Regions from separate parts of the Homo sapiens genome. Here region 2 is linked to region 1. Evidence: read pairs that join two places in POLR2A ChIA-PET (ENCODE). Cell type or tissue: PC-9. All regions are shown on one strand. Each heading gives the region's core, and the rest is flanking DNA. Links, peaks and the distances in the headings are about the cores only. Region 1 overlaps HMGA2 (high mobility group AT-hook 2). Region 2 holds the start of MSRB3-AS1 (MSRB3 antisense RNA 1).

Region 1 (15,478 bases), core at 6,831-11,830:
AAATTTTCACAAAAGGAAATATGAGCGTTTACAATCCCATGATATGGAACATAGGATCTGACCTGTTTACTTCTCTTGGATGACAAATAATTTAATCTATTAATTTTTTTTTTGAAGCAAAGACAAAAGGGAAGAGGCCTAAAAAAAAAACCAGGCAGGTCATCCATTGCTCCATTGACGTGGGAGATAATACCCTATGTATAACCAGTGACTTGAAGAGTTCTCATTCTGAAACTTTTTTGCTCTCTTCAAAGCACTGGGCTCAAATGCTAGCCTCTGTGTGCAGGCTGCCAAAATACTAAGTGAAGCATGGGGCACTACACATTAAAGGGGAAAGGTCAGCATGGCACCATGCCCAAAATGCATGCTGTACAGCGGGATGAACTTTGGAGAGACCAGCTCACATCAAGTCACCGTGTGTTTTACATTCTCCCAGTGACCGGGGTCATTTTACCTCCCATTGGAATCTCCTCTCAGCCATTATGTCTCCCAGTTCTCAAAGGAAAACCTCTCTCCTTGACCCCTCCTAAGGCCTCTCTGCACAGTACCATTCTAGCAAAAAGGAACAGCTCCAAGCCAGGAAACTACTTCCACAGGGCAAATAAAGCTTCTGCCAGAACTCCTAAAGGCAAAGCTTCCCTGCTGCTGCAGCAGCCAGCAGACGCAGGGCTGCATTGCTTGGGAAAGTGCAGCCTGCCGCTCCACGTCAACATTCCACCCCCTTAGCTTTTCCCAAGGTCTCAGTGAGAAAACCTTTCTTTTTTCTTTCTTCATTTTTGTTTTTGTTCTTATCAGTTCAAACAAGAACAATGAATTCCTCAAGCCCAAGCAAGAATGTGACAAGGTGTCAACAAAGCCAACCAGGAAGGTGATGTATGGCCCATAAATCACTTCACAAACCAGGGCTGCAAAGAAAGCACCCAGCAACCCAGAGCCCCGAGTGTGAGTTTTTTCTACTCCTAAACCTTCACACCCCCCACATCCACCCTCCTCCAGCACCTCACTGACTGCTCACCTGTCACTCCTCCACTGACCAATTGGCCTACTCATGGGGTAAGACAAGTTCTGTTCCTTCTGTGGCAAATACTGGGCATCTATGGTAGAGCACCACATAATATAATGTGCTTTAGGGACATGTGTTGCTATGGGGTATGGTTTCCGGAGGCTGTCTGGAAAGCTCTACTCAAAACCTTAATTTGAAAGGTTTATAAATGGTGAAAGTATTTGTTCTTAGAGTAAAAATTTGATTTAGAAAGTTTGGGCTTAAGTGGTGAAATGATTTTATGGTTTTCAAAAATCAGAGGCCAGAAATTGTTTTGCGTGCTTTATAAATGATATAAAGAGAAATGGAGAACAACCAAATTAGAATCTCTTTCTGGGGTTGTAGGATTTGGTTTTCTTGAAAGAAATATTGAATGTATAGTTGTGTACATATTAAGATTAGGAAGAGAAAGAGTATTCACAATTGCCTTATGCAAAGTAACTTATTGGCTAATAGAAAATTACCAAATATTTTCTTTCACTGTTTTAATAGATGTGACTAATTATACTTTTTATGCCATGGTTTCAGAGTGAGTATATGGTGTAAATTCCTAATGCAAAAACTCCTGAAAAGATTTAAATTCAAATGACTAATTTTCAGCAACTCAGTATCCATTCTGTGAGCTTCTATTTTTTTTTCTATATATACATTTTTTTTTTGAAAAAACAGGCCTTAAATACATATTTAACTAACAGGCTGGAACAGCTAAGTAAATCATTTATAAACACAGATTTATATAATGGAATGACCTGTACCTACTACATTCCTATATAACCAGTTTAGGAGAAAAAGCAAAAACTTCCAAAGAAGCAATTTTGTTGAAAACTGAAGACATCAACAAAGAGAAAACCTCACCAATCCCCATGATAATGGTGACCAAGTTCAGTCTAGTTGAATGCAGTTTCATTTCTTTCCTCCAACCACTTTTAAAAAAAATCAGATTCTAAAAATAGCTGAAGAAGCAGAGATGAGCTCATTCTCTACTAAGTAACCTTGCACATTCTCTAATGATAGTAAAAATAATTCAAAGAAAAAAAGCAAATAAAAAAAGAAAAACATCCACCAAGTTGGTAGTTCAAACTCACAGAAAGTTGACTAATGGCATACGTAGGCCTACTATTAAAAAACCAGACAAGGCCGGGCACAGTGGCTTACGCCTATAATCCCAGCCCCTTGGAAGGCCGAGTCAGGCGGATCACCTGAAGTAAGGAGTTCAAGGCCAGCCTGGCCAACTTGGTGAAACCTTGTCTTTACTAAAAAAAAAAAAAAAAAAAAAAAAAAAAAAAAAAAAAAAAATAGCCGGGCACGGTGGCATATGCCCGCAATCCCAACTACTTGGGAGGCTGAGGCAGGAGAATGGCTTGAACCCGTGAGGTGGAGGTTGCAGTGAGCTGAGATCACACCACTGCACTCCAGCCTGGGCAACAGAGAAAGACTTTGTCTCAAAACAAACAAACAAACAGACAAAACTGAATATATGAAAATCTGAATAAAATATTTCTTTGCAACACAGTATAGTCTTTGAAATAATAAACTAACAGTTGTCATAAACTGCAAGCTCTAGTGTATGTAAATAGATCACCTTAGAATAGTATCATTTACTCACTCAGGAACACAGCTATTCAATTAAATAAAATACATCTGGTATTATTGCCAGTAAGACAAGCAAAGCAAGCAGGTACTGAGCCACTGTCAGTATATTTTCTCATATGAGAATAGGGGAGTAAAAATTAATTTGGGACTACTTTGGGACAATTACTTGTATTAACTCTAATAAATATAAGCATTTCTTTTTATTTTTACATCTGTGATTAAACAAAACAAGACAAAACCCATTATGGCCATAGCATCAAGCTACATGATAATTCTAAAAGGGTATTACTGGGGGGGCGGGGAACCTTTCTGGTTGAATAAAGGGAGATGAGAAGATAAAATAAGTACTGCAGATGTGTGAGATCCCAATTTTCTTGCTCTGGAAAAATCTGTAGAAAGAGCTACATCTGTCTCAAAATGTGACTCTCTTTTTCTGAGATGGAGCACCAAACTGGAAAAGGGAGAGATGAGCCCATTGGGGCAAATCTTTAAACTCTTCTACTATTTTTAAGCGTACTTGTGAAAATGTTTACCTGTATGTATACATACAGAAAAACAAATGAGTTTGAACTATGATTATCCATTACTTTATTTTTTTAAAAAAGATATCTTGCCAAGTCTTAAGGTGGTTCTGCGGGTAAATCAGGGTAGCAAGCTGCTTATTATAAAGCAGCTTGAAGAACAAGTACATAGAGGTCACCTGCACTCACTTCAACAACCCTAGAGAGGCACCTGGAGTCACACTACACCTCCTTCTGAAAAGATTCTAAACAATTTCTAAAGGGCACCACATCTTCAAATGGTTTCCCTCCTGCTGGAAACCTAGGCTTTGTTGTATGAGCGTAATTCGTTACCACTGAAAAGAAGATGATTAAAATTTCTTGAGTATTCACCTCACATCATTAAAGGTTTTTATATATATTTTCACTCAATGTGTCTCAGCAAGACTGACAAAGTCTTCAACTAAGTAGTAGACTTTATATAGCTTTAAATTCTGTGTATTACATATATCTATTATTTATATAGCTTTATTATTTATATTATATATTTATTAATTTACATTTTAAGTTTATAAAACAAAAATAAGTTTTCTTTTCTTGTAGGTGATAAATGAGATCTATGAAACTGTAAAGGATAAATTCTTACTCTTATTCCCAACAAGCTGGTGTCAACAATAATGCATACAAGGAAGAAAACATAATTGAAAAATTAGTACAAATTTGCTTCTGTTTTATTGTCCACTCATTCAGCAGATGTTTATCCAGTGTGTGCAAAGTGCAATAGTAGGCTATAGAGAGATAAAAAACAAAATCTCACTAACTGTGGGCCATTAATTGGCATACCTCAAACTGCCCTATATTGTTACCTACCTTTTTTGGTGTCTGATTTTTGAATTCCATAAGGACAGCGACCATATGTTAAACCTCCATGTGTGCCTGCTCTTTTCAGTCATCTAATAAATGATTCTGCCATTATTGTTACTCTTGTGCAAGCACGGGCAAATACCACAAGCAAGACTTGAAAACAAATCCTCAGTTCCCTGTCTTTAACAATGAATTTTGTGAGGATGAATATAATAAAATATAACAGAGTAATGTGATAATGGTCACATTTAAATATATGTATGTATCTACATACATATATGTATACACATCATAAAACACATGTAGACATGCTTTATATATCTTACTTTCTACCAAGCTCTTTTCATATTTATAAGGGAAATTAAAGTATAATATATGTGGTTCACTAATAGTGACACTGGACATCTCTCCTCTTTTCCTTCTTTCTTTTTTTCTAAAATAAATACTATCCTCCAATCCCACTGGTGCATTTGACTTCATGAATGACTATCTATAGCCATCTACACTTAGCCTAGATTCAGTACGAAAAAAATATTGAGAAAAGGAAATAAGCCATTTCTGCTGATGGCTGCCGTATTTGGTGCTGAAAGCATTATTTATTTGTAACACACCAGACAACAGAACCTAGAGAGCTCATGGTACAGGTGCAGACACATGGCTTGGACACATTCATTCTTTGGATACTTTTTATAAGACACACACTATGCTCTGTATTGAAAATACAAAGATAGATGAGACATAGTTTCATGCATGAAAAACATGTAAACAAATAATTATAGTAGACGGGTAAAAGTCCTTTACCTCAGGTGTGTGCAAATTCCCATGAGGCAAACAGGAAGGAAATAATTTCAAGAGAGGTTGGCGGGGGCACCGTATTTGAACTGGGTCTTGGGAGATGTGTTGAGATTGGTCCAAATGGAAGTAAAGGTAAAGACTATACCAACCAGAGCACAGATGTGAAAGACCTAATGGAAGTTTCAGAAAAACGGGTCTTTCTGTCCTAAGGAAGTGAAGATTTCAACTGGTGGGTAGTAGGAGGCAAGATTAGAAACTAGGCCCAATGCTATAATCAACATAAGAAGTTCAGACTTCCTTGGGTGAATGGTAGTCATTGAAAATGTTTGGCAGGAGAGTGATAAAGTGTCTGTTCTGAAGAAAACACTTGCAGTGATAATGGAGGTAAGCTGGACAAAGAAAAGTAGAGGCGGCAGGAAAACTAGTAGGAGGCTGGTGCAAATAGTTTAAGTGAGAGATGATAAAGACTTGTACAAAGAATGTGGCAGTGGGAATGTAGGAAAAGAAAACTCAAAACATATAGCTCCAGGCACCTTTAGGAGTAATAAATGGCAGAACTTTGCAAATGTTGAAAATGGAGACTGACAAGTCAAGGATGACCGGGTGTATGATGGCACTCAGATAAGCTACGAATACAGTCAGTCAATGCAGGCAGTGACTGAAACACAGATACCACAGAGCTAACTCAGAATGAACACATGGAATGAAAAATAGAGGACCTCAGATATAACCCTGGAGACGAGCGACGTGCAGAGGGCAGGTAGAGAAAGAAGAGCCTCCCGGGTGCAAGGAACTTCTTGACAAGAGAAGAAACACAGGACAGGTTTACCTTCAGGCATCCAAGGAAGGCAAGTGTGAAATAAGGAGGCACGGCTGATGTGTCAGATATTTCAGAAGAGACATCAGGACGGGGACTGAGAAGTGTCCCCTGGATTTGGCAGTTAAGAGGTTACTGGCAACCTTATTTAGAGGATTTTGTGTAGGGGGACCCTAGGAAGGATGAAGGGGGCAGAAGCCAAGTCACACTAGGCTCCGGACTGGATGAAAGATCTGGAGCATATGTTTCATTTGGCTGGCATCCTGTTGCCTCCCTGCCACTTCAGACTGGCTTCAGTCTAACAAGGACAGGCTGTCACACCTTTTGCTATGCCCACAGACCCCTAAACCCAAGAAAGTGATGATGCAGTGGAGCACAAAGCTACAAAGCACAGAAGGCAATTGGTTATTTTCTGCGGCATCAGCCTATCAAATAGGAAAATTAAATATATTGTTGGTAATCAAAGATTATTCTGCTATTGCCAAGCCTTTCTGAGGAAAACTAACAGAGTAAAGTATGGGCAGAAGTCAAACTGGAAGTGATTTTTAAGAGGTCTTAAGAAGCCCATGTGACATTGTTCTGTGCATCTGACAGCCTGAGTGTGAACTAAAATGGAATCTGCCTAGGAAAGGAATGTAGTTCTCTCACCTAGAGGGAAAACCGCACCTTCAGAATCCCCATAGGAAGGGGATATAGTAATGGAGAAAACATTTTCTGCTTCATTATTCTTTAGCCTCGAGAATCTAGATATAGAACATTCAAAATTCTCATGAGAAGGAAAACAAATAATACCTGGAGGCCAAGCTAAAGGTGTCTTGCTTCTACTAATGAACTTAAATTCATTTTCCATTCACACACAAAAGGAAGAAACCTATATAAATGGATTAAGAGGGCCAGAAAGACACAATAGAGCAGGAGTCAGCAACCTTCTTCTCTTAAGGGTTGGAGAGTAAATAATTCAGGCTTTGTTGGGCAGACGGTCTCTGTGGCAGGTACTCAGCTCTGCCACTGTAGTAGGAAAGCAGGTATAGACAATACGTGAACCAATAGGTGCGGCTGGGCCCAGGAATACTTTATTTGTTGATACTGAAATTTGAATCTTACATAATAAATATTATTATTCTTTGTTTCAACCATGTAAAACTGTATAAATCTGTATTATAAACACATATCTTAAAAGCTGACTTCTAAAGAAGAAAATTAGTGTAGCAAGTAATTATGATGCATTGGTCATTAGACTATGGCTTCTGACTGAGCCTACGTTTTTTCTAAATCATGTCGGATTTGACCTGTCATTCTCTTGCTTAGAAATCTTTAATAGCTTCCCATTTCCTGTAACATCCAATCTCCTTAAGCATGTATGCACGGCCCCTGTGACCTGCTACCACAAAGCGTTTAGGTTCACTGTCCACATCCACCCCCTCACCCATGGTATGTCTCTAATGTACACTATCCAATCCAAACTAGCTGCTCTTACCTAAATACACCCTACATTTCCCTGCCTCCATTGATTTACTCCTACTTTTCACATGACATGGAAGTCCCTGTCCCAGGGATGTCATCTTCCAGCTGTTTTGTTTTGTTTTGTTTTTAGATGGAGTCTCCCCCTGCCCAGGCTAGAGTGCAGTGGCACGATCTCGGCTCACTGAAACCTCAACCTCGTGGGTTCAAGTGATTCTCCTGCCTCAGCCTCCAAGTAGCTGGGATTACAGGCATGTGCCACCACGCCTGGCTAATTTTTGTATTTTTAGTAGAGACGGGCTTTTGCATGGTGGCCAGGCTGGTCTCGAACTCCTGACCTAAGGTGATCTGCCTGCCTCGGCCTCCCAAAGTGCTGGGATTACAGGTGTGAGCCACCACGCCTGCCCCCAGCTGTTCTATTAGAATCCTATTCATTCTTTAGGGCTCAGCTGAAGTGTCATTCATCTCCTTTGTAAAGCCTTCCTTATTTTACCTAGTTGGAATAAAGGCTTCACATATTGTTTTTTACTATTTACATTTTGGCAAAAATATTTCGAAAACCACTACCTTACAAGGCTCGTACAAGGTTAAATAATAAATCAAGACAATGTTCATAATGTGCTCAGCCTAACACCTGACACATAGTTGAAATTCAAAAATAAACAGAAGTTGTATGCACATGCATATCTACCCCTAGACTGAAAGGTCTTAAAGCTAAGGACCATATTGTGTTTACTTATACACAGACCTGTAACAATGACCTGTATATACATACGTTGTATTCAACAAATGTTTATTGAATATAGCTGGAATATTGTGCACTACTTTTTTTTTTTTTGCAAATCATGACCAATACTTTTAATCCTAAAGCTAAGTGTGAGAAGGGCTGAAAAACTGTTAAGATTTTTTATAACCTTTCTAACTGGGTTGGCCACATGGAGCAGAAAATCATGGACTTTAGAGTCTGACAAACCTGGGTTCAAAATTCAGTTTTATTACTTTCTAGCTTGTGTATCTGTGCAAGTCACTTTAATTTTCTGAGACTTGTTTTCTTCATTTATACAACTGTCAATAAAATATGTTTTTAAAGGTGTATTTTGAGGTCTCTAGAACAATGCCAGGCTTGGTAGGCATTTAATAAGTACTGGCTAAGAATATTAAACAGGATTGTGTTTAAATACTCCCATTCATATTACCTACATTGTGAAACACTGTCAAAATGGTATATACCAGAATAAAATGTGAATTGTATTTTTTGACCATTCTTTCTTAAATACATAAGGAGAGCTGCTATCTCTAGCCCATTTTGTGGGAAAGAGTCAGTGCAATGGAGGGTGGTTCACTATGATCCCTAAGAATTGACCCCACTGACAGCACCCTCTTTGACTTTTCCCTGCTAACTTCAGCAGGTAGCAAGAGGGGAGCATGGGCTATGGTGTCAGATTAATTGAGGCTCCATCAACCACCCAGATGGAATTTTAGGAGCTATGGTAATTCCTATCTGCTGGGTAGGGTTCCTGAAATACAACCATGGTGTTTCATTTCCTAGTTGTTGCTGTCGTCTTTCTGAGTTGCTCTGTGATCCACCATATTCCTTCTCTAATCTTGCTTTGATTTATGAATGTACATGATGATGGTGATGGTAATTTCCTAATTTAAATGATAAATACTCGAACTAACTTGGCCCAGAGAACCCTACCAAAAAAAGGAATCAATGAGTCAGATCCTTAGAAAACAGTTCCTAGAGTCATTCTAGCTAATCTTTTCATCAGTTGAGAGTTTTGCAAAGGGGTTTCTGCCTCATTGACCAAGAAAGTGTAGCGGCTTACCAATGCCAACCTCTTAAAGCATAAGTAGAGGAAATCAATGGTAACCTGCTAACCTCAGTTCTACGCAATGCATTGGCAGTTTGGGACAGCATTAATGTTTATAATATGACCTTGTCTACATTTGGGGTTTGGCACAAATTTTTACTTTACTTCTCAACTTCAAAATTTGATGATTCCATTATTTTGTCAAAAATAACCAATAAATACCACTAATCACTTAGTTGACAACTTATTAAAATTGATGCTAACAGTTCCTATAGATTCTAGTGAGAGTTTAAATGAAAGAGTTAGGTAGAAACAGGCAAGACTGATAGTACCTGGATTTTTCTGCTATGTCATGATTCCACAAACCATCCTTTAAGATGCACTGAATTGGATAAGAACCATGGAGAAAATGGTGATTATGTACAAATGGTGATTATGTATAAAAAGAAACTCTTGCTTCACATTTTCTCCATATTCAACGTAGGTGGTGCTTTGGGCCCAAGTGAGGTGACTCATTGCCTCAGTTCTCCCTTTCCTGTTTCACAAGCAGACACAGCAAAGCCCGGAGAGTAATCTGACTCCTCCACGATCGTAGTGGACTGCATCCGGGATGATATTTAGTTTTCCTTCTCTGTGGGCTCTGTAAAACCACCTACTGCTTAAAGAAGCTCTTTGACATGTTCTGAACTCTAAGAACAAATGAAAATGGCATTTTGGGAAAAAAAAAATGAAGCCAGAACAAAGAAGTCAGAAACGTGATACTGCAAGATCAGGCACTTATCTGCACTGCAAATGAAAAAAGTTTCAGACTCAAAGAATTAACAATTTAACCACTAGTTTCCCCTTGAGATGTTACTGTCACAAGAGATCCTTACATTTCCAGTGGCATTCAACAGATTCTCCTCTTTAGTGAGGACAGCTGCAGAAAGTTACTGAATATTTGCTCCCTCTCAGATGCATAAAGATTATTTTGTAAGCAATGTTGGAGAAAGAAAGAGCTCAAAAGGAGGGTGAACATCAGAAGAAAAAAGGGACAGATCTACAAGGTGCTTGTGACATCTGTTTTCACTTTGTGCTGTGGCCAGTGGCAGAGTGGAAGACCAACCTTTAATCAACTTAGCAACATGGTGCCCATGTCCAGTTATTCAAGTGCTTAGTAAATACTGTTACAGAGAGCCCAATGAGGAATGTGGGTCTTCTGGGAATGTGTAAGAAAGAAAAGGCACGTTCTTACCCTCGAGATGCTTATAGTCCTGTTCAGATGACAAGCTTTATGTGTTAATACGTTAATTCAGATCTTTTCCTCACTTCCTTCAAAACTCCATCCAAAGTTCTTCTCCTGCAGGCAGCCTTACGGCTCTGACTAATAGCTCATGCCTCAACTCTGTGTCCCCACAAGACTCATATCCTCCACTTTTACACAACTTGAACTTGGCAGAAGTGTTCTTCAGTTGATTCATGTGTGCTCAGTCCAACTGATTTGTCAGTATCATGAGGATACGGTTTTGGTCTTCTCATTCCTTTATGTCTTTTCACAGTAATTAGTTCTGTAGCTTAAACATAATAAACACTCATTAAGGGAAAACTGGCCAGCCAATTCTAACTCCTCCTGCTCAGATGACACTCCAAGTGTGCTGGTTCCTGGCTTTCCCACTAACAGATTAAGTTCCTAGAAGTTCCCCTTCCTGAGAAGGCCTCCAGATTTTCATGCTGCCTTTGTATCCAAAAGCAAAGATGTTCTCAACAGAGCAAAAAGTTAGAAAAGAACTCGATGTCTCAGTGGGCTAGATTTCTGCTCATTGCAAAAACAGGACAAGGGCCTGTTTCTACGTAGCTTGTGCCATTAGCCACATTCAGGGATACCAGTTAACAAAAATGGCAGGCCCTCAATTTAGTGTCAATGTTTTTTTGTCATTATGTGAGCTAGTTATTTAACTCCCTGCTAAGTTATCTCATGTACCTCTTGCCATTTCTTTCCTCACACACTCTCCTCTTTCTTCTCTACTTTGTTCTTCTGCAGTGTTTAGAAACTAGAAAATCAGAACTGATTTCTCCCCCTTCAATCTCTCAATCTCTCTCTCTACCAGTGTCAAGATGGGAAGGCACATGTTCCTATCTTGACAGCAGCAGAAAGAAAAATGGCAGCAGAAGGAAAACAGCAGCAGAAAGAAAAATTTGACTCAGATGGGTTGAGAGGGCAATGGCAAGCAATCTTGGTACATGTCAGCTGCATCTCAGGTAAGTGTTAGTGATTTTTTTTTTTAAAGTTGGCACTGCTGAAAAGAAGAATGACTATTCACATTAATAACTGCCTTCTTAAATTTGTAATGAAGAATGAGAAGCGGGCTAAGGTACAAGAGGTAATGTTTATTTCACTTTGAAGCTTATAGGTAGTTACATGGGTATCACAAAAAGAACAGATATAATGAATCATCTTGCCTTTTACCTGACTCTTAAGACACCTGCAACATATCCCTTGGATGTTCCGCCTTGTCACACTCATAACCGAGGGGAAAAAGAAGACAAAGGTGAATGCTCAGTTAGCCCCTAACCCTCTTGTCCTATCTGCTGTTAATGTTGCCCACAGGTCTACCAGCTGCAAGGCTATCCATGACCTCCTCCATCAAGTCCACCCAGACTCTCTGATCTAAAGCAGCCTCGCCTACTCCAATACTCTCCATTACATTAACTTGGTTCACTTTTCTTCTTTGCTCTTATAAGGCTTGAAATCATCATCTGTATTTTTTTAATAACTACGCCGTCATTTATAATCCCTCTCTAGAATGTAAGAGCCACAAGACTAGGGACCTTAAGTTTTCTCCAGTGTCTCTCCAAATATCTAGCACAGTGCCTAGCATTAGCAGAGTGGGCTAAATGTTTGCTGAGTGAGTGAACAGATGTTTCCTTAGGAGTCAGTCTCAATTTCCATTTTTTCCCCAACGTTTGTAAATCTTCTCTCTAATATAGAGGTCCACCCTCCTTAGACACAAAGGAATTATAGTTATACACTTGCTATGATTCCCAGAGTTCACAAATTCTGATGCTCCATCATTTTAGCCAGCAACTCTAGCTTGAATATTAGTGAAAAATAGATGGGGATGGCTAGGCGTGGTGGCTCATGCCTGTAATCCCAGCACATTGGGAGGCCAAGATGGGCAGATCACGAGGTCAGGAGATCGACACCATCCTGGCTAACATGATGAAACCCCGTTTCTACTAAAAATACCAAAAAAAAAAAAATTAGCCGGGCGTGGTGGCAGGTGCCTGTAGTCCCAGCTACTCGGGAGGCTGAGGCAGGAGAATGGTGTGAACCTGGGAGACGGAGTTTGCAGTGAGCCGAGATTGAGCCACTGCACTCCAGCCTGGGTGACAGAGCGAGACTCTGTCTCAAAAAAAAAAAAAAAAAAAGAAAAATAGATGGAGATACAGACGCTTAGAATGTATGCCTTCCCATCTTGACACTGGAGAAATGGAGAAATGTTATTCTAGCACATTCTGAATTGCATTCCAGTTCAAATTTGAAAACCTTAAAAAGCCTGAAGACTAACTTAAGTTTCAATTTAATACAATTATTTTAAAACAACAGCTATAATATTTTTACTGTACATATGTTCAATTATTACTAAGTACTTTCATTTCTATCTGTAAAAGTATAGTATAAAAAGTTCACCCTCATGAAATCAGACAAAAATACAATTGACCCTTCAACAATGCAGGGGTTGGGGCACTGACTCCCTGTGAAGTCAGAAATCCAACAAAAATCCACGCAAAACTTTTGACTCCACAAAACTTAACTGCTAATAGCCTACTGTTGACTGCAAGCCTTACTGATAACACAGTCGATTAACACATATTTTGTATGTGATATTATTATATACTGCATCCTTACAAACTACATGTAAACTACAAAAAAATAAGACAAGCAAGAGAGAAAATTTGTTCACTACTCATTAAGTAGAAATGGATCATCATAAAGGTTTTCATCTTTACTGTCTTCATGTTGAGGAGGCTGAGGATGAGGAGGGGTTGGTCTTGCTGTTTCAGGGGTAACAGAGGCAGAAGAGGGAGAAGAGGTGGAAGAGGAGGCAGGAGAGGCAGAAGCACTCAGTGTAACTTTCACTGAAAGAAATCTGCATATAAGTGGACCCGTCCAGCTCAAACCTGTATTGTTCAAGGGTCAAGTGTGCACTAATATGAAAAAGAGCTGAAGTGAAAAAATGGATCAAAATATTTCTAATCATAGTTAAATAATCTAAAAAATGTAGGCCACTGACAATTTTATGCTTCTGTTCAATGGCACTGCACATACAATCCAGAAGAAAAGCTACTATGTGTGTTAAATGGAAACACTATAAAATCATTTGTAGTGTGTCCTAAGAAAAGAGGAGTATATGAACATTACAATAGTAATGTTAATGAATTTAAACCTTTTTTTCCTAGTATGTTAAATATTTCCCTGTATTACAAAAATTGTGAGCATTCATAGCAAAGCTGGTGTTCTCTGCCAAATGCAAGGTGAATGTGTGCTATCTACAAAATAGTCAACAGTGGAGTGAGTAACATAACAGGGGATTTCAAGGAGATGGAAGACAACACTATTATTTTCCTAATGCTCATAATTCTGTTTCTGGCTATGTAATTTTGTCTTTATAACACTACTCAATTAAATTTATATTTGGGCCAAAAAATTATCATCTTGGCTGCCATGTAGCACTCTTCAAATCTCTTAAAATCACTTGCTTAAGTTTGCTTTTTCTGAAAAGCACTTACCCACCTCTCTGGGGTGTTTTTTTTATGAATTAGGAATCCTGGAGCCCTCAGAGTCTAAGCATGGTTGGCAGGTTGGAAGCAAATAAGCACGATGGAAATGGGCCCTACTTAGTTACTATGGATACCTCAGATATAAAGGATCCCTATTTGTAGTGCTCATCAACAACTACTAGCACAAAATCCCTCATGCTGCTTGGACCTAAATAAGGTCATAAATGTTTACTGCACATACATAATATTCATGGAACCCTTCTAAGATTGCAGAGCCACAGTGCGGGAAATGATATTTCTTTCCTTTGGTGGATTTTCATATCCCATTTTCCATCTGGAGAAATGAAGATATTGTTTTGCAATTACCTTTACAGAACAGAGCATTTTTGCTGGACTACTAAAATCGCTTAGCCAAAGTTGGGCATAAATGCAATTCCTGTGCCAAGCCAAATTACCTGGAAACATCACACCCTTCAAAAGGTTTGAATACTTCATGTTTTGGGGTGAGGGTTGCGACTTCTGTAGTCTAAAGACAACATTCCCTAGTCAGTGAGACTGAGCTGGGCACAGGATTTGGTATTCCTAACCTCCAAGATCCTGTCCATGGGAAAACCATTCAGGACTTTTCTTGTGAATGAATCCCAAATTACAATTTAGTTTCTCATCATCTGGTCCATGCAAAGGATATTGTTGTGATTTTTTTTTCTTTGAAATCTAATGATCCTTGAAAACAAGGCAGTCAGTGTAAACACACCAGGGACACTGTACTCCTCTTTACAGATGTTCACCTCATACTGCAGAAAGGAAGGTGCAGTCAATTTCGGGAACCAGGACTTGCACTTGTGCCCTGTTTTGGCTTAACAGTTTTAGTTTGAGGCCAAGGCAGTCAGTTTAAACACACCCGGGACATTGCATTCTTCTTTACAGATGTTCACCTTGTACTGCAGAAAGGAAGGTACAGCCAACTTCTGGAGCCAGGACTTGCACTTGTGCCCTATTTTGGCTTAACAGTTTTAGTAAACCAACAGAAATGCTCCATTCTGTAAAGCTAATTGCACAACAAAACCTTAACTTTTCCAGAGGCAAAATGGGGTGTCACTAGATATGAGTTAATGATCTGGCCCCAAAAGAATTCTAGTTTCATTCCCCAGCTCTACTTAAGTGCTGATAGTGTCGTCAGGATTTAGGGTTCACTGCTGTTGTTGATTATCCCAGTGGTAAGCTCAGTCTAGTGACCTAATAGATATGAAACAGCCATGCCAATTACCATGAGCTGAGCATGGGTGGGTAGAGCAAGGGAAGCATGCGTAAGTTCGTGTGGACGGTGGGACAGCTGGAGAAGGATGTGGTAAAGACCACTGGTCCACATACTGCCGTTGGCAGTTGACAACCTATATTATCTCCTTTGTGTGCAGTGGTCCCCATATTCCCTTTCTTCTCCACTTTCTATATCACATTTCATTTTCCACATTCTCTTGGGATCTTTATCCACAGCCATGGCTTCAGCTACTGTGACCCATGGCTCCATCAGCTCAGCTCCCTCTCCTAAACTTCACACACACTAAGTACATGAGTGTTTCATCTCTATCTTGAATTCTAAATCCACTCTTCCTCTTCTTGAGTTGCATGGTCATCCACCAAGTGACACATACTTCTAGTCCAGGTCTAATCCTTGATGCTTAACACTTTTTTAATTTTTGTAGTATAAGAGATTTCTAACAACTGGCTTTCATTTTGTACACCCAAGTAGATTAATTGTTCTAAAGTAGTATTTTAAATGCACTTTCAAAAATATTTAGTTTTTCCTCAATTACTGTGTAATATAAAAATG
Region 2 (15,478 bases), core at 3,671-8,670, 230 kb after region 1:
CAAATAAAATAAAATCAGTATGTCAAAGAGATATCTGCACTCCCATGTCCACTGCAGCATTATTCACAATAGCCAAGGCATGGAATCCATCTAAGTGCCCTTCAGTGGAAAAAATGGATAAAGTAAGTGTGGAATATATACACAATGGGACACTCTTCAGCCTTTAAAAAGAAGAAAATCCTGTTATTTGCACAACATGAGTAAACCTGGTGGACATTATGTTAAGTGAAATAGGCCAGGAACAGAAAGACAAATACTACATGATTTCACTTATATGTGAAAAAAGTTGATCTCATAGAAGTAAAGAGTAGAATGGTGGTTACCAGAGGCTGGATGGGGGCAGTTGGAATTGGGGAGATGTTCGTCAAAGGATATACAATTTCAGTTAGACAAGAGGAATAAGTTCAAGAGACCTATTGTACAACTTGGTGATAATAGTTAATAATAACGTATACTTGAAAATTGCTAAGACAGTAGATGTAAATGTAGTAGTAAAATGTTCTCACCATAAAAAATAAGTTTGTGAGGTCACGCATATGTTAATTAGCTTGATTTAGATATTACACAATGTATACATATTTTAAGACATCATGCTGTACACCATAATATATACAATTTTTATTTGTCAATTAAAACATTTTTTAAAAAACACATGAATCTCATGGTACATGGACTTGCATTAAAGATTGGGGTTCAAATTCTGCCCCTTACTACTTACCTAGCATGGTAAGTAACGATCTTGGTGTTTTGCCTTTTCTTTCCTTTGCCCCATCTCTCTACTGCTATTTAGTTGAGACCTCCATCATCTTTCACCAAGATCAACATAACAGTCTCCTAACTGGTCTCTCTGTCTCCAATCTTACCCTCTACAGTCTGTCATCAATCCTAATGATAAATGGAAATGTGGTCATCCAAAGTCCTCCATCAAAACCCTTCAGTGACTCCCCATTGGCCAGAGGGCAAAGTTGGAGCTTCAAAGCAATGATTCATAGTTAATTCAATGATCTTTGTAATCCTTTATGATCAGTTTCCTCTTTTCACTCAGTGGCAGATACTTGTAGTTGTCCTCAAATTTCATACTCTCATTTTTCTTTATTAATATAACCACACATTTTTAACTGAGCTCATTGATCATCATAACAGAGTCTATTGAAAGTCCTCAGCAGGCGGTGTGACGATGTGACCAGCTCTGGCCAAGGAGCTGTAGGCAGAAGTGTCTTGCAGCAGCTCCTGTAAATCTTAAAAGACAGCTGGTGCGTGTCTTTTTTCCTTTTTTTTTCCCTTCCCCCTTCCTGCTGCGCTGAATATGGATATGGTGAGTGAATCTAGAGCAGCCATTTGGAGGTATGAAGAGATCTTGGAAATAGAGGCCATGTGTGTTGAAACAAGACCGAACAACTCCAAGTTCCTGAAGACTTCATTTCACCAACCCAGAACCTCCTTGATCATCACAGGTGAACTTATTCCTAAAGCAAACACTCTCATTTTCCTTCCTTCTCTACTTTACAACCATGCTGAACTGCTTGTTATTCCTTGAACTGATCACACAGTTCCGTGCTTCTGTGCCTTACCTCTTGCTGCTCCTCCACCTTATGCTTTGTCTTTCTAGCAAATTCTTTCTTATTAAGATCTACCTTGATTGCGCCACCGCACTCCAGCCTGGGCGACAGACTGAGACTCCATCTCAAAAAAAAAAACAACAACAATCCTACCTCTAGGGTTTCCAGCTTTGAGAAGACTACTCACTCACAGCCAGGCAAATTTGGTGATTCTTTCCATTTTCCATCATTGTATCTAGTCCATCTGCCTAACCTAATACTGATCACATGCCTATGTTTTGTTTACCTATGTGTTCTACATAATAGATGGTGAACTTCTACAGGCCATGCTTATTTTTTTTTTCATCTCTACATTTCTATTGCCCAGAACAAAATTGGGTCCCAAAGAATAGGGTGGCACAAATGAACAATTGAATAAAATTCTCTGAGTTTCTATTATTTCCTCCTCTGTAAAATCGAGTCATAATAATTCCCATTCTAGAGATTTTTGAGAGTCACATGAGAAGAGAATGAGAAGGTTCTCTGTAAACGTAACACATTATCAAGAAAACCAAGGCATTGTGTGTTTATCCAAATTTCTGTTATCTGGTCAATAACCTTAGACAAATATGTTTTCTATAGAATCCAGAGTTACTGATCTGTTTTATATCTACACGAAATGGAAACAAAGGATGAATTGGAAACAGGACACACTTCTGATCTTAGGCATGTACAAATTAGTAATATAACCAAGAGTTCTTAAGGTCAATTTAATTTTTATTGCTAGGTACTTGAATATATTTGAGTGCAACTATTCTACAAACCCTTAGCTCCAGGTAACCTCTTCAGCCACTGGACAAACATAGCTCCATTTAATGTAGTTGTACTTAAAACAAAAGTGATATGTATCAAGCTGATTCCACTTGCCGAAATCACTTCTAGCTCGTAGAATAGGTGTAAGAGCCAAGGGCTCAAGACATTCACTTTTTCTTCAAGTCAGCTGCTTTAAGAGAACACAGGATGGTCAGAGCTGGAGCTAGAGAAGCGGCAGGGTGTGCTCTTGTTTCTGCTGTATTAACCTAAGCAGCCAGGGAACTCTGGACATCCTTTAGAGAAAGTGCGACCAATGGAGCAATAGGCCTGCTCAGAGCATGCTGACTTCTCTCTTGGGACTAATTCTCTCTTCTGTTCTACGCTCTACACCCTCATGAAGTCATCCACCAGAGCCATCATGTGCTTGCATCCTGCTGTGTTCCTTCAACCAACTGCTGACTCTAGATCCTTGCTTTAGTCCTTTAACACTTTCCAGCACCAAGATCTCATGCCTGGGAGTCTAAAAGCACCACCCCCGCTTTTTTCTTTTTTTTTTTTTAAATAGCAATCAATTTGCTCCCACCACTCCCAGGGAATCCAGTCTCATTTTTGCCTGCATTTTCCTGTCTGGGGGTGGTGATGGTGGTGAGAGGGTGGAGGATAGTTTTAATGTCACCTCTTACATTATGAATCAGTGACATAAGCTTTTAAAGCCAAAAGTATTCGTAAGATCTCCTTTTAAAACGATAGAGGATTTAACTACCTTCACTCTCCTATTTAAACTGATTTCAGAAGGAAATGTAGGGTTGAAAATGAAGTTTGGGCTCTTCTCCTCTGTATATTTGCAAATGCACAAAGCTGGGTCTGTTATGTCCTGTCTGAAAGGCTATCTATTTGTACAGCTTTATGCATCTCTTCACAGAACACCCATGAAGTCACAGCTCATATTTCTGCTTTAAATATTCGATCTTTTGGCTTTAAACACCCATAAGGGTTATTTGTCAAAACGGATCTTAAACCTCGCCCCACAGCTCTGCAGCAGATCTTTAAAGTCATGCTGTTGGGGTGGGAAGGAAAGGATGGGGGAGACGGGGAAAGTCAGCCATTCAGCAAGCATTTATGGAGTGCCAAGTACGTGCAGAGCATATGGTATCTAGTAATAGGTGCTGTGAGAGAGAGAAAAAAGACATGGAGTACATGTTCTTGCTCTCAAGATGGAGACAGAAACATGAGCCCTGTTAGTTCAGTCCTAGATCTAGACACTTTAACCTTGTTTTCTAAAGATGTTTGCATGAACAGCAAAAGCCAGCAACCTCAGGCATGTAAGAACATGTTAGCAGCAGTGGTGTATGTGTGTGTGTGTGTGTGTGTGTGTGTGTGTGTGTGTGTGTGTCAGAGAGAGCGAGAGAAAGCATATGTTGGTATAGGGATAGGATTAGGATGGGGGCGAAGAAGAAAGAGTCATGCTTTATATAGAAGGTCCTTTCTTGATGTGTTTTCTCAATCATCTTCTGACCCAAGATGCCTTCCCTTAGCTTTCTGAGACCGCAGTAGCGAGTTCCCATGGCCCTTTTTTATAGCAACGCACTTGTAAGGGAGGAGACCACCCTTCATATTGTCTTATGTCCAATTTCTGCCTCCAAAGAAAGAGAAGTAAAAACTAAAAGGCAGAAATGAAATCCACAAGCAGATAGCATGGCGCCACACCCTGGGCCCTGTAGTTAAAGATCGACCCCTGACCTAATCGGTTATGTTATCTATAGATTACATACATTGTATAGAAAAGCACTGTGAAAATCCGTGTCCTATTCTGTTCTGTTCTAATTACTGGTGCATGCAGCCCCCAGTCACGTACCTCCTGCTTGCTCAATCGATCACAACCCTCTCAAGTGGACCCCCTTAGAGTTGTGAGCCCTTAAAAGGGACAGGAATTGCTCACTTGGGGAGCTCGGCTCTTGAGACAGGAATCTTGACAGTGCTCCGGGACAAATAAACCGCTTCCTTCTTTAACTCGGTGTCTGAGGGGTTTTGTCTGTGGCTTGTCCTGCTACACTTGCCCCCAGCACTTTCCTGACCCTTGGGATCCAGCTTGTTTTTCCAGATTTGTGTTTGTTTTGGTCTTCTTTGAAGGCAAACTTTCTTTATTGTGCCTAACCATTTATTTCTGCCACATACCTCTTTGGTTCTTATATTAGTCTGTTTTCACACTGCTATAAAGAACTGCCCGAGAATGGGTAATTTATAAATGAAGGAGGTTTAATTGATTCACAGTTCTGCATGGCTGGGAGGTCTCAGGAAATGTACAATCATGGTGGCAGGTGAAGGGGAAGCAAGGCACCTTCTTCACAAGATGGCAGGAAGGAGAAGTGCCAAGCGAAGGAAGAAGAACCATTTATAAAACCATCAGATCTCATGAGAACTCACTCACTATCATGAGAACAGCATAGGGGAAACCACCCCCATGATCCAATTACCTCCACTTGGTCACTCCCTTGACACATGGGGATTATGGGGATTAAAATTTTAAATGAGATTTGGGTGAGGACACAAAGCCTAACCCTTATCAGTTCTGAACTATGCTGTGGCTAGACACTTGGAAGGACACCTGTCATGTGTGGGCTGTGTGGGCCCAGGAGGGCTGTCCCCATGTGCTTAAGCAGGTGTGGCCTCCCTTAGCAGATGTGGGCCCCCAGGAGGCCCTACTAATCTGGTTCTTATGCTGTGAGTGACAACTTAGATACCACTGTAAGGTACTCTCAAATCCTTATGGAGGTGGAGTCAGACAAGCTTGGATTTAAATCCCACTCCCACTATTAGCTATACTATAAAAACTTAGAAAACTACATCGAGCCTCAGTTTCTTCATGTGTCCAGCGGAAATTCTCCCATAGTGTTATTATGATAGTTAAATGAATTAATGCATATAAAGGGCTTAACATAGTACTTGGTACATAGTAAGCACTCAATGAATGTTAGTATTATAATATAAATATAGTTTTCATTAGTATTCATGCATTTACTTTGAGACTTTTCTTTGTGGCCTAAGATATATTCGTTCCGTCCTACAAAGTATATGACTAAGAGAAAAACAGGAAATGTGACTTACTCCATCCATTAAACAAGCTTTTTTAAAGTGCTGACTGCATTTCCAAGTACTGTATTAGGTCTCTCCCTCCACCTCCCTTCATCCTTCCACAAACACTTATTGTGTGCCTATGAGGCACCAGGCATCGCACTGGATTCTAGGAACTAGTGGTGAAATAGACATATACGTTTCCTTCCATCACAGAGCTTATGCTCCAGGGAGAAAGACGATATTACATAAGTAAACCCAGGTATAGAACCAGGGATAAATTCTAGGTGCTACAGGTAGTGCTCATGGAACATGGAGACCTGCAGGGTCAGGGAGACCAGTGTGTTATGAATTTCTATTTATGAAGCTAATTTTCAAAAGGGTAAGTTACTTGGCTGCCATTAGGTCAATAACATTTTTTTATTATGTTGCTGCGAGGCATGGCTGACATTTTCGAAGGATATATAAATCAAACCCATGATTTTCCAACTCTGTATTTTAAGTGGCAAAATGTCTCTAAATTAGAAAATTTGAATATTATGCTTATTGACAAAAAGACATATAAAGTATCAAAACTTAAAAGAATGAGTTCACAGGTACAACCTCGTATGTGCTTTACCAAAACTTAACAGAGCATGCTTTTTATTAATACTTCTATTCTGAACTTAGTCACCAAGTCCAGACTTAACTAGATTATTTCTTTGTACATCACCTTGCATTAACTAAGACAAAAGCCAGAATATAAATGTGGTTCTAAAACTTCTCAAATTATATCTGTAACATCTTTTCTGCAGCCAATAGCTTCAACGCCATTATAGAGGGGTCAAAGGGATGGAGAACTCTATGTTTATTGATAGCCAATTATGTGTGAGTGCCAAATGTAATCTCATTTAATTCTCACAGGAGCCCTGTAAAATAGGTCTTATTTTTATCTCTTTTTACATATTAGAAAATTCAGGCCCAGAGAATTTGAAAAAATTTATTCAAGTTTGCACACAGGGCTCATATTCAAAGCTGAGACTACCTGATTCCAAATGGTAGTACCATTTGAAGTGGTATTCCCAATTGGGCATGAATGATCTATTTGCAGAAGGGCAAAGGAGTTTATTTCCATGCATGCGTGGTACATTTTAATTCACATAATCATGAGACAAGTTTAGATAACATGGCAAAACCCCTGTCTCTACAAAAAATACAAAAATTAGGCATGGTGGTGTGTGCCTGTGGTCCCAGTTACTGGGGAGGCTGAGGTGGGAGGATCACTTGAGCCCAGGAAGTCAAGGCTGCAGTGAGCCATGATTACACCACTACCCAGCCTGGGCAACAAAGTGAGACCCTGTTTCAAATAAGTAAACTAACTAACTAAATAAATAAATCACTGCAAATCTAAGCAGTCATATGATAATTACAGTTTAGCACATAAAAACCCCATTGTAGTCCGTATGTCACAAGTTGTGTGCAATTTATCCTGGGCTCTAAGACTCCCTTCTTAGAGCCCTTAAATCTATTTTTAAAATTCTTTCCATATACTACAGTTAAAGATAACAGGACAATGAAGGGCATTCAACATGTGACAAACAGGAAAAAATAATATATGTTCACTTTTTCTAAGATTATAATTTTACTTTACTTATTAAAAGCTCTCTTTTCAGCACAGTAAACTTGCCAAATTGGGCCTCATTCAGTGTTCCTAAAGTGGAACTAATCCATCTTCTTTCAGGACTAGGTTAATCTTGCCTCTTTCCTATTGCTTTCCATGGGATCATCTGTTTCCCCAAGCACCTGGGGTCAAATCTTTGTAGCCATCTTTGACTCCTCTCTCCTCATTCTCCTACATTCAGGCAAGCATCATTAAGAAAGAGAATGCCAGCCTGAACAACATGGTGAAAACCCATCTCTACCAAAAAAATACAAAAATTAGCCAGGTGTGGGAGTGCATGCCTGTGGTCCCACATACTCAGGAGGCTGAGGTAGGAGGATCACATGAGACTGGCCTCCATATATCAAGTGTCAGTTTACGTTCACTTTTTCATTTGTTCCAATCTTCATAGCAGCCACCCTAAAGTATTTGTTATCAATTCCATTTGTTTTCAATTCCATTGGTAGACGAGGAAACAACCTCAGAGAAGTCAGAAGCTGATAATTAATGAAGTGATTTGAACCTGGGCCTTTATATACTATAAAATACTATTCATTTTTCCTACATCATTGATCTTCTACTCATCTATTTCCTTTCATTACTCATGAACTCACCTTGAGTCTGACTTGCATTTTGTAAATGCTCAAATGAGTGCTACAGCTTGCTAGCCATTTTTCTTTCCCCAACTTCCATCCTAACTCTATGCCTTAAGCCAGATTTGTCTTCCCAACCATTCATCTTTCTCCACTACCTAATACAGTAGTTCTCAAGCTACTAAAAATCAAATAATAGTGATGTGTCACTGATTTACATAAAAAAGTTTATTTCTTTAAATTATGTTCTATTTTAAACATCTCTCCCTTTTTTTTCTTGAACTACTTATCCTGACCACAAGCTAATGTGAGTATATATGTTTATTTCATATTGCCTGCAAATAGTACTATGGCTTCTAAGACACTGTTGTGTCAATTTGAGAATCACAGCCCTAGATGATAAGGGCTGAAATGACATTCAGCTGCCTCTAAATCATTCCCTGTTTCCTACTACTCTTCAATCCAGCATGCTTCCTTGGCTGCCCAGGGCTGAAGTTCCTAGCCCAATACCTGGCACCCAGGAGGATTCACTCACTGCTTGTTGCCCATCGTTCCACTCATTACTCATGAAGCGTACTTTGCTACGGTCCATTCCTCTGCTTTGCTCATATAGTGACCCTTGGTCCCAACTTCTCTCTTTCCTCTCCTTTTTTTCCTCTCTTCCCCCTCCTGTTTTAAAAGATCATAGTTAATATTTGTTGAATGCTTCTAATGCTCTAGACATTTCCCAAGGGCATTGCATGTATTGACTCAGCTAAGCGTCTCAAAACTCTTCTGTTGTGAGTATTTGCAGGACCTTTTTTCCTGACCTCAGTTTCTGAATTTGCAAAATAGAGATTAAAATAATACTCACCTAATAAGATTGTTATGAGGGTTAAGTGAGTAAATACACAAAGTTCCTAGGATGTGATACACATTTGATAAGTATTAGTCATTATTTTTATTAAGCCACGTTATACTTTTGGAGCTTTAAGTTCGTGTTGATTAACAACTTGGAAGTAGCCAGTGCAGCTATTCAGGACTCAGCCATGTCTCCAGAGTCCAAACTCTCAAACACTGGGCTCCACCACCTCCTTTTTCCCTTTTTCCAACTCATTCAAATAACCCTCCCCCTCTAGAAAGCTTTGGCCACTCATTTGTGTTCCTAATATACCCTTTGAATATTCTGTGGTGTATAGCAGAGTGCTACACTCATATAGATAGTCCCTTACCTTCAGATAAGACTTCTAATTATTATGAAATAATCTCCATCTTTGTTTCAATTGTATTAACAATTGAGAATAGACCTGTGCTAGTGACATAATTTTCCCATTTCCTACTTGTATTGGGGACTGCCAAGACCATCCCCAGGGTCAATAATTAGCGAGGAAGACTTACAGAACTCAGCACAGAGTCCTAGTCAGGGCTAAGAGTTATTATAGCAAAAGGATACAAAGCAAAATCAGCAAAAGGAAAAGGTGCATGGGGCAAAATCTGGATGAAACGAGACATAAGCTTCCAAGAGTCCTCTCCCATCGGAGTCACACAGGATGCGATAAATTCCTGCAGCAACAAGTTCTGACAACAGGTATGAAATGTTGTTCACCAGGGAAGCTCATTAGAGATTCAGTGCCCAGTGCTTTTACTGGGGGCTGATTACACAGGCACTCTCTGCCTAGCATGTAATAAAATTCCAGACTGGGGATTCCTTTCCTTATTCCTTTTGGGAATCATGAAAGCAGGTGTCCAGCATGAACCACATTGCTTGTACAAACAGTTTAAGCACAGTGAGCCCTCTTATCACTTCTGGGGATAATGAAAACCCTCCTGTGATGGTTAATTTTATGTATTCACTTGGAGGGGGGTTTGGGATGAGATTAACATTTAAATCAGTGAATTTTGAATAAGGAGACTGCCCTCCAATATGTGGATTGGCCTCCTTCAATCAGTTGAAGGCCTGAATAGAACAAAAATACTGGCATCCCGGAACAAAAGAGAATTCTTAGCAGGCCACCTGTGGACTGAATTGGCTCTCCTGGGTCTCTACCTGCCAGTCTTTATTTTTATTTTTTATTTTTTATTTTATTCATTTATTTATTTCTTGACACAGTCTCACTCTGTTGCCCAGCCTGGAGTACAGTGGTGTGATCCCGGCTCACTGCAACCTCTGCCTCCCAGTTTCAAGCAATTCTCATGCCTCAGCCTCCCGAGTAGCTGGGACTATAGGCGTGAACCACCATGCCCAGATAGTTTTTGTATTTTTAGTAGAGATGGGATTTCACCATGCTGGCCAGGCTGGCCTTGAACTCCTGGCCTCAAGCGATCTGCCCACCTCGGCCTCCCAAAGTGCTGGGATTACAGACATGAGCCACCACATCTGACCACCCCAGCCTTTACACTGGAAATGCACTATCTACTCTTCTAGATCTCAAGCCTGTCAGCCCACCCTGTGTATTTTGGACTTATCATCATTGGCTTATAATCATGTGAGCCAAATCCTTATAATAAGTCTCTCTCTCTTTTGTATATGTATATACACATATATGTGTATATGTGTATATACATATATGTGTGTATGTGTATACACATATATATACACAAATATACACATATATTTACAAATGTATATAAATATACATTTGTATATTTGAATACACACATATACACATATATACATTTGTATATTTGTGTACACATATATATACATATATGTGAGTATATGTATATGTGTATACAAATATGCACATATATTTGTATATGTATATGTATATACACATATACATATCCTATTGGTTTTGTTTCTCTGGGGAACCCTAACTAATACGCCCCTCAAAATCCAAGTTGCTAGATGCCAGTCAAGGATCAACCTTGCAAGCAGGTCTTCCTAAGGCTAGCAGTCTCTGGCCTACTTTGTTAACCTTTTCTGTACACTACTAATTTTTATAGCAGTAGAAGCCATATGACAATAATGCCATGGAGCAGCAGAGCCTGTGAATAATCAAAAACTATGAGGTGGAGAGAAAGTCAGTAGAGAGAAGTTGGCTGGTAGTGACAGAAAAGTAAAAGCAACAGGCCCAGAGCCCTGGAGTGAAGGCTGCATTGTAAGAGGGGAGCATCCAAGGAGGAACAAGGGGAAGTCTGTGGCAGGGGAGAAGTTTGGGCAAGTCACTAGATGCTCCTTTACCCCACAAGACCTGACCATGTAATTGTGGTTGTGGTAGATTAAAGGTGTCTGGAAATTCTTTGCCACTCTTTACATAATGATATGGGATCTGTTTCCCCTCTCCTTGAATCTGGGTTGGCCTATGACTTGCTGTAACCAACAGAATGCTGCAGAAGTGACACTGTGGCTGTTTGAGACATGAACCTTAAGAAAACCTGGCAGTTTCTGCTTTTGTACTCTTGGGAGCCCGGGGTCCCCAGGTAATGGTAGTCGGCTGCACTGCTGGAGAAACCACTGAGAGAGAGTGAGAGAGAGGGAGGGAGAGACGTCGGACCAGCCCCAGCTGTTTCAGCCATCCCAGCTGTGGTGACATGCATGGGAATGAAGTCATTCTGTATTATTTGAGAGTTAGCCTAGTTGAGACTCTACATAATGCCACCTGCATGAGTGATTCCACGCAAGACCAGCAGCAGCATTGCTGCTGAGCTCCACCAAGATTACAGATTTCATGAACAAATAATAAAATGTTGTGGCTTTAAATCACAGACTTTTGGGGTGGCTTCTTTCCTAGCAATAGATAACTAATATGGTGAAGCAGCCGGAACTATCTGAGGACAGTGGCTTCATTGTAATAGTGAAGCACAGGAGTAGAAAGCAAGAGATGTCTGTAGCCGGGGCAGCAGGATGACTCTGTGACAGTCGACACAATATTTTATTTTCCTTCCAGTTTCCACTGTTTCACAATACTGACATGTGTCACTTTACAAAGAAAACAATCTGTACCCTTCTGAATTAGGCTTTACACTAGAATCTTTTCCAGACCTTCCCAACCCTCAAACCGAAGTTTGTGAACAGTGGAATGAGTTCCCACACACAATGAGTCATGTTTGTCTTCTGAGTGCCGATTGCCTTAGTGGAGACCTTAGATCATCAAATCGCATGCCCTGAAGCTTGTTTCTTCATGCAGGGAGCCAAAATCCATTGTATAACCTCATCTCCGGCAAAGATTCTCAACATGCGCCTGACTATGTATGTGCAAGATGCCAAATCAGTGAGTCCAAAAATGTAACAATTATCCCTGAAACCAGTCTGACCAATTTTATGGACAGAATTAATGGGTCATTTTGTGGTAGCAGAAACTGGACCTATGACCAATTGTTTCTAATATTTTTATGTATCTTTTATGGATGAGGAAACCAAGGGCAGGGGTGAGGGGAGAGAGAGAGCGCTCATGAATTATCAGAGCCATTGAACAAGTCAATATCGAAGGCAGGGACATCACCCATGGCTCCCAAATCTCCTTCAGGGCTTTCTCCACTATTGGCAGCATTAGTTTTCATTGGATGTATGTATATTGCTCTGCTGGAGAGGGCATAGTTACAGCCCTGCTTTTTTGTGTTTTTTTTTTTTTAACCTTAAGTAAAACATTTTTCTCCTTTGTGATATCACAGTTTTACCCCGGACACTTGGTTAGTTTCTTATGGGCAGTCTCAGTCATCTCTTTAAAAAAAAAATTCAGAAGTAAGCTCCCAAAAGATCATGTGTTGAGAAAGAACATTTAAACCTAGCCAGTAGGGTGGGAGGGAAGGAAGGGGAGAGTGTGGAGAGGCTCTCCCTGCTGATAATCTTGGAAGAAAGAATTACCTGACTTAGAAATGTGATATTTTTCTAGGCCACCTCGTTTCTTCTGATTAAAAATAACCACTTTCCATTATGTACATATAAGAGAAAAATGAATGAAAACATAGCTAGGAAGTAGCCTAGAATGATAAATCAGGGAGAGTATAATCTACACGTGCATATTCAGTCAGTAAACACTCAGTATTTATAGCATATGGAGAACTCATTCATTCATTCATTCATTCACTCACGTATCACCTGTCCATTGATCTGTTTACTTAACAAACATTGACTGAACACCTACTACAGGCAATGTCCTACAGAGACACGTAAGGTAAAGACCATATTTCCTGCTCTCCAGGGATTGCTTTTATAGTCTCATAAAGGAGATAAGACAAGACAAGAACACAAAGAACTATGATCAAGGTAATAAATGAGTAAGCACCATAGGAGAGAAAAATAAAGTGAGATGAAAGTTCAGAAAAGGGAGACATCATTTCTGGCCAAAGGAAATATAGAGTAGAAAGATTTCTTAAAAGTATAATCTATCACCCTGCAACTCCTAGTTTAAAAGCCTCACATAGTTATTAGCTCTGTGACCTTGGGCAAATCATAAATTTTCTGCTTCTTAGTTTGCTTATCTTTTAAAAGAAAGGGTTGGACTAAATGATCTTGAAGGTCCTTTCCGCTCTAAAGTACTGGGATACATAATTTTTCATGCGAAGACCCAGCTAAATATGTGACAAACTATTCTTTATACAACTAGAGTAACTCTTTAAACCTAAATAAGATCATGTTACCCATGGCTTAAAAACCTTTCATGGCTACATTTCAAAGAAAACCCAGACTTTTCAGATGGCCCTCAAGGTCCCGCAGCATCTGGCCCCACGCTCTCCAACCTCATCTTCCCATGTCCTCCTCTTACCCCGCTCTCTCCAACCTCATCCTCCCCATGTCCTCCTCCTACTGCTGCTCTTGCACTGCCAGGTCTTCTTTGCCACTCCCCTGAATGCACTGGTTAGGATCTTCACACAGGCTGTTTCCTCCGCAAGAAACGCTTTTCCTCTTCTCTTAAAAAAAATACATGTATGTGTGCGTGTGTGTGTGCATGTGTATGTGTGAGTAAAATTTTTATAAAAGGAATAAAAAATACAGTTTTAAAAAGTCAGATGATACTACCACAGGATTATAACCCAAACCCATAAGGTTGGCGCACCCGGAAGGAGAAGAAATCTTATGTTTCAATATCTACACTTGTGCTCAGACCCTTTTCTTTTGCACCTCCACTTCTTCTGGGGCCGGCATCCTGGTTGTGGAGCCACTCCAGTTCAACTTCTCCACAGAATAGTAAGATTCTGGCATCCTGGCAGGGTGAGGAGGAACACTTGCCTGGACCTGGGTAGAGGAGAGGGAAGAGAGGGTCCAGGGGTTTAAATGTGCTTTATACTGACTTTCAAACCATTCTCCTCATTCCTCCCCAGAACTCCACCCTTATCTTCCACAGACCAGGCACCATCAATGGCTGAGACTTACTAGGGGGGTTAGATGCTGTGACTTGGCTCCTTTGACATTGGCATCCAGTTTGCTCACACTTGGTATACAGCATTCTTACTTTTGCTCACTCCTCCTTCCACTTTTTATCTTCCAAAAATATGTTCACTCTTTGCAGTCACAATTCTCTCTCTCATCACCTGTTGTCTTTGTCCTTCTGAGTTTCTATCTCATTAGTTCCTTTTATACTCAATTTTAGAAAGGTCTGTGGAAAGGTTAAGAAAGAATGTCTTGTGTCTTCCATGTTTAACTGAAATGCCTCTTCCTTTATCTCATTTTAAAGCTTTTCATTCTTTTAGTATCAGCTTAAATTTGCTATCAGACTTCACTGACCGAACCATGTCTAAATAGATCCTCCTGGGATCATCTATGAGAGCATACTGTGTTTTACTTTCATAACATTTCTTATAATTTTAAGCTATCCTTATTTGTTGAGTTGTTAACTTTAAATAAATTTATTTATTACCTCATTTAAGGTCTGTTGCTCCCACTAGAATGCACACTCAGGGAAGGCAGGGACTGTGTCTGTTTTCTTCAGTCAATTTATGCTGAGTGCTTAGCACAGTGCCTCACCGTGACAGATGCTCAAGAATTCTGATTGATGAATATTGACAAACAAGGGAACCAAATCTTAGACTCCACTGACAGCACCTCCAGGGCAACAGCAGACTTGAAAGAAAAAAGACAAAGATGAGCAGACTGCACACAAGCGTGAATTCTCGACCCAGACTTTGTCCAAATCCCAGAACTACCACTTGCCTAGTGTGTAACCTTGCAGATAAATTGCATAAAAATGGAGAATGGAGATAATAATGGTACATCTACCTTATGAGGCTATTATAAAAGTTAGAATTAGTCAGTAGAGGTAGAGCACATAAAACAATGGCAAGCACGTAGTGCTCCATCAGTTTTGGCTGTTAGGTGTTAGAATACTTGGCTTGGGGTGGGGGTCTTGTTTTGGAGAGGAGCCTCCTTCCAAGTTTTGCTCTGAAAACTTAAAGCTAAACTTCCGTATATTACACACATGTTGGTATTGTTTGCCTGAAATGTTTAGAACTTTTTACTTCTGGATTCTACTTATGTTTTCACTGTGTTCATACTTATGTTGAGTAATTTGTAAGGTGTTTGGGAGTTCTGATAAAGCAGGGCCCCTTAGGCTATCCCCAAACAGAAGACTTCTCCATGGGAATGAGGCATGTCAGGGAAGATAGGGTGAAGGATTATAGAAAGGAGATAACTTGGCAGGCTTAAAAGAATGGAAGGTTTGGAAGGAGTGGGATGTGGAGGTGGAGAAAGGGGGTTTGGACACCAGACAGAATTTGGTTGAGATGCCAGTTCTACCATGACTAACTACATGACCATGAGCAATTTGCTAGACCTCTTGGTGCCTTCACTTCCTTAGCTATAGTAAATATTACATGAGATGATATACACAGAAAATGTAGGCCAGTACCTGGTATGGAGGAAAATACTCTAGTACTTAAATTATCATTGTTAGGAGTAGTCAAGC

What was found. ChIA-PET counts read pairs that join two places held together with the same protein. Peaks named below come from ENCODE experiments on the same cell type or tissue, not always from the same donor. Only the 100,000 strongest peaks of a DNase experiment are listed, where the experiment ranks them.
Region 2: POLR2A ChIA-PET joins it to region 1 with 8 read pairs; 2 of 35 experiments call an interaction of 5 or more read pairs at or near these places.

What each region holds. Positions count from the first base shown.
Region 1 is chr12:65,862,450-65,877,927 of GRCh38, reverse strand. The region is part of intron 3 of HMGA2 (high mobility group AT-hook 2); the gene reads right to left. It overlaps HMGA2-AS1 (HMGA2 antisense RNA 1), which reads left to right. Exons shown (of 3, transcript NR_158985.1): 2 at 10,974-11,124. Among named protein-coding and RNA genes, the nearest start is that of HMGA2-AS1, 12 kb to the left of the region's middle. RefSeq lists a silencer at 8,793-8,993. In PC-9, for the core only: no CTCF peak of the experiment used is centred there; no DNase peak of the experiment used is centred there; H3K27ac peaks cover 229 bases.
Region 2 is chr12:65,628,015-65,643,492 of GRCh38, reverse strand. It overlaps MSRB3-AS1 (MSRB3 antisense RNA 1), which reads left to right and starts at 1,121. Exons shown (of 4, transcript NR_120431.1): 1 at 1,121-1,454. LOC105369806 (a long non-coding RNA gene) reads right to left here. Exons shown (of 4, transcript XR_945028.3): 2 at 14,435-14,637; 3 at 13,951-14,173; 4 at 13,634-13,812. In PC-9, for the core only: no CTCF peak of the experiment used is centred there; a DNase peak (open chromatin) is centred at 8,512; H3K27ac peaks cover 1,936 bases.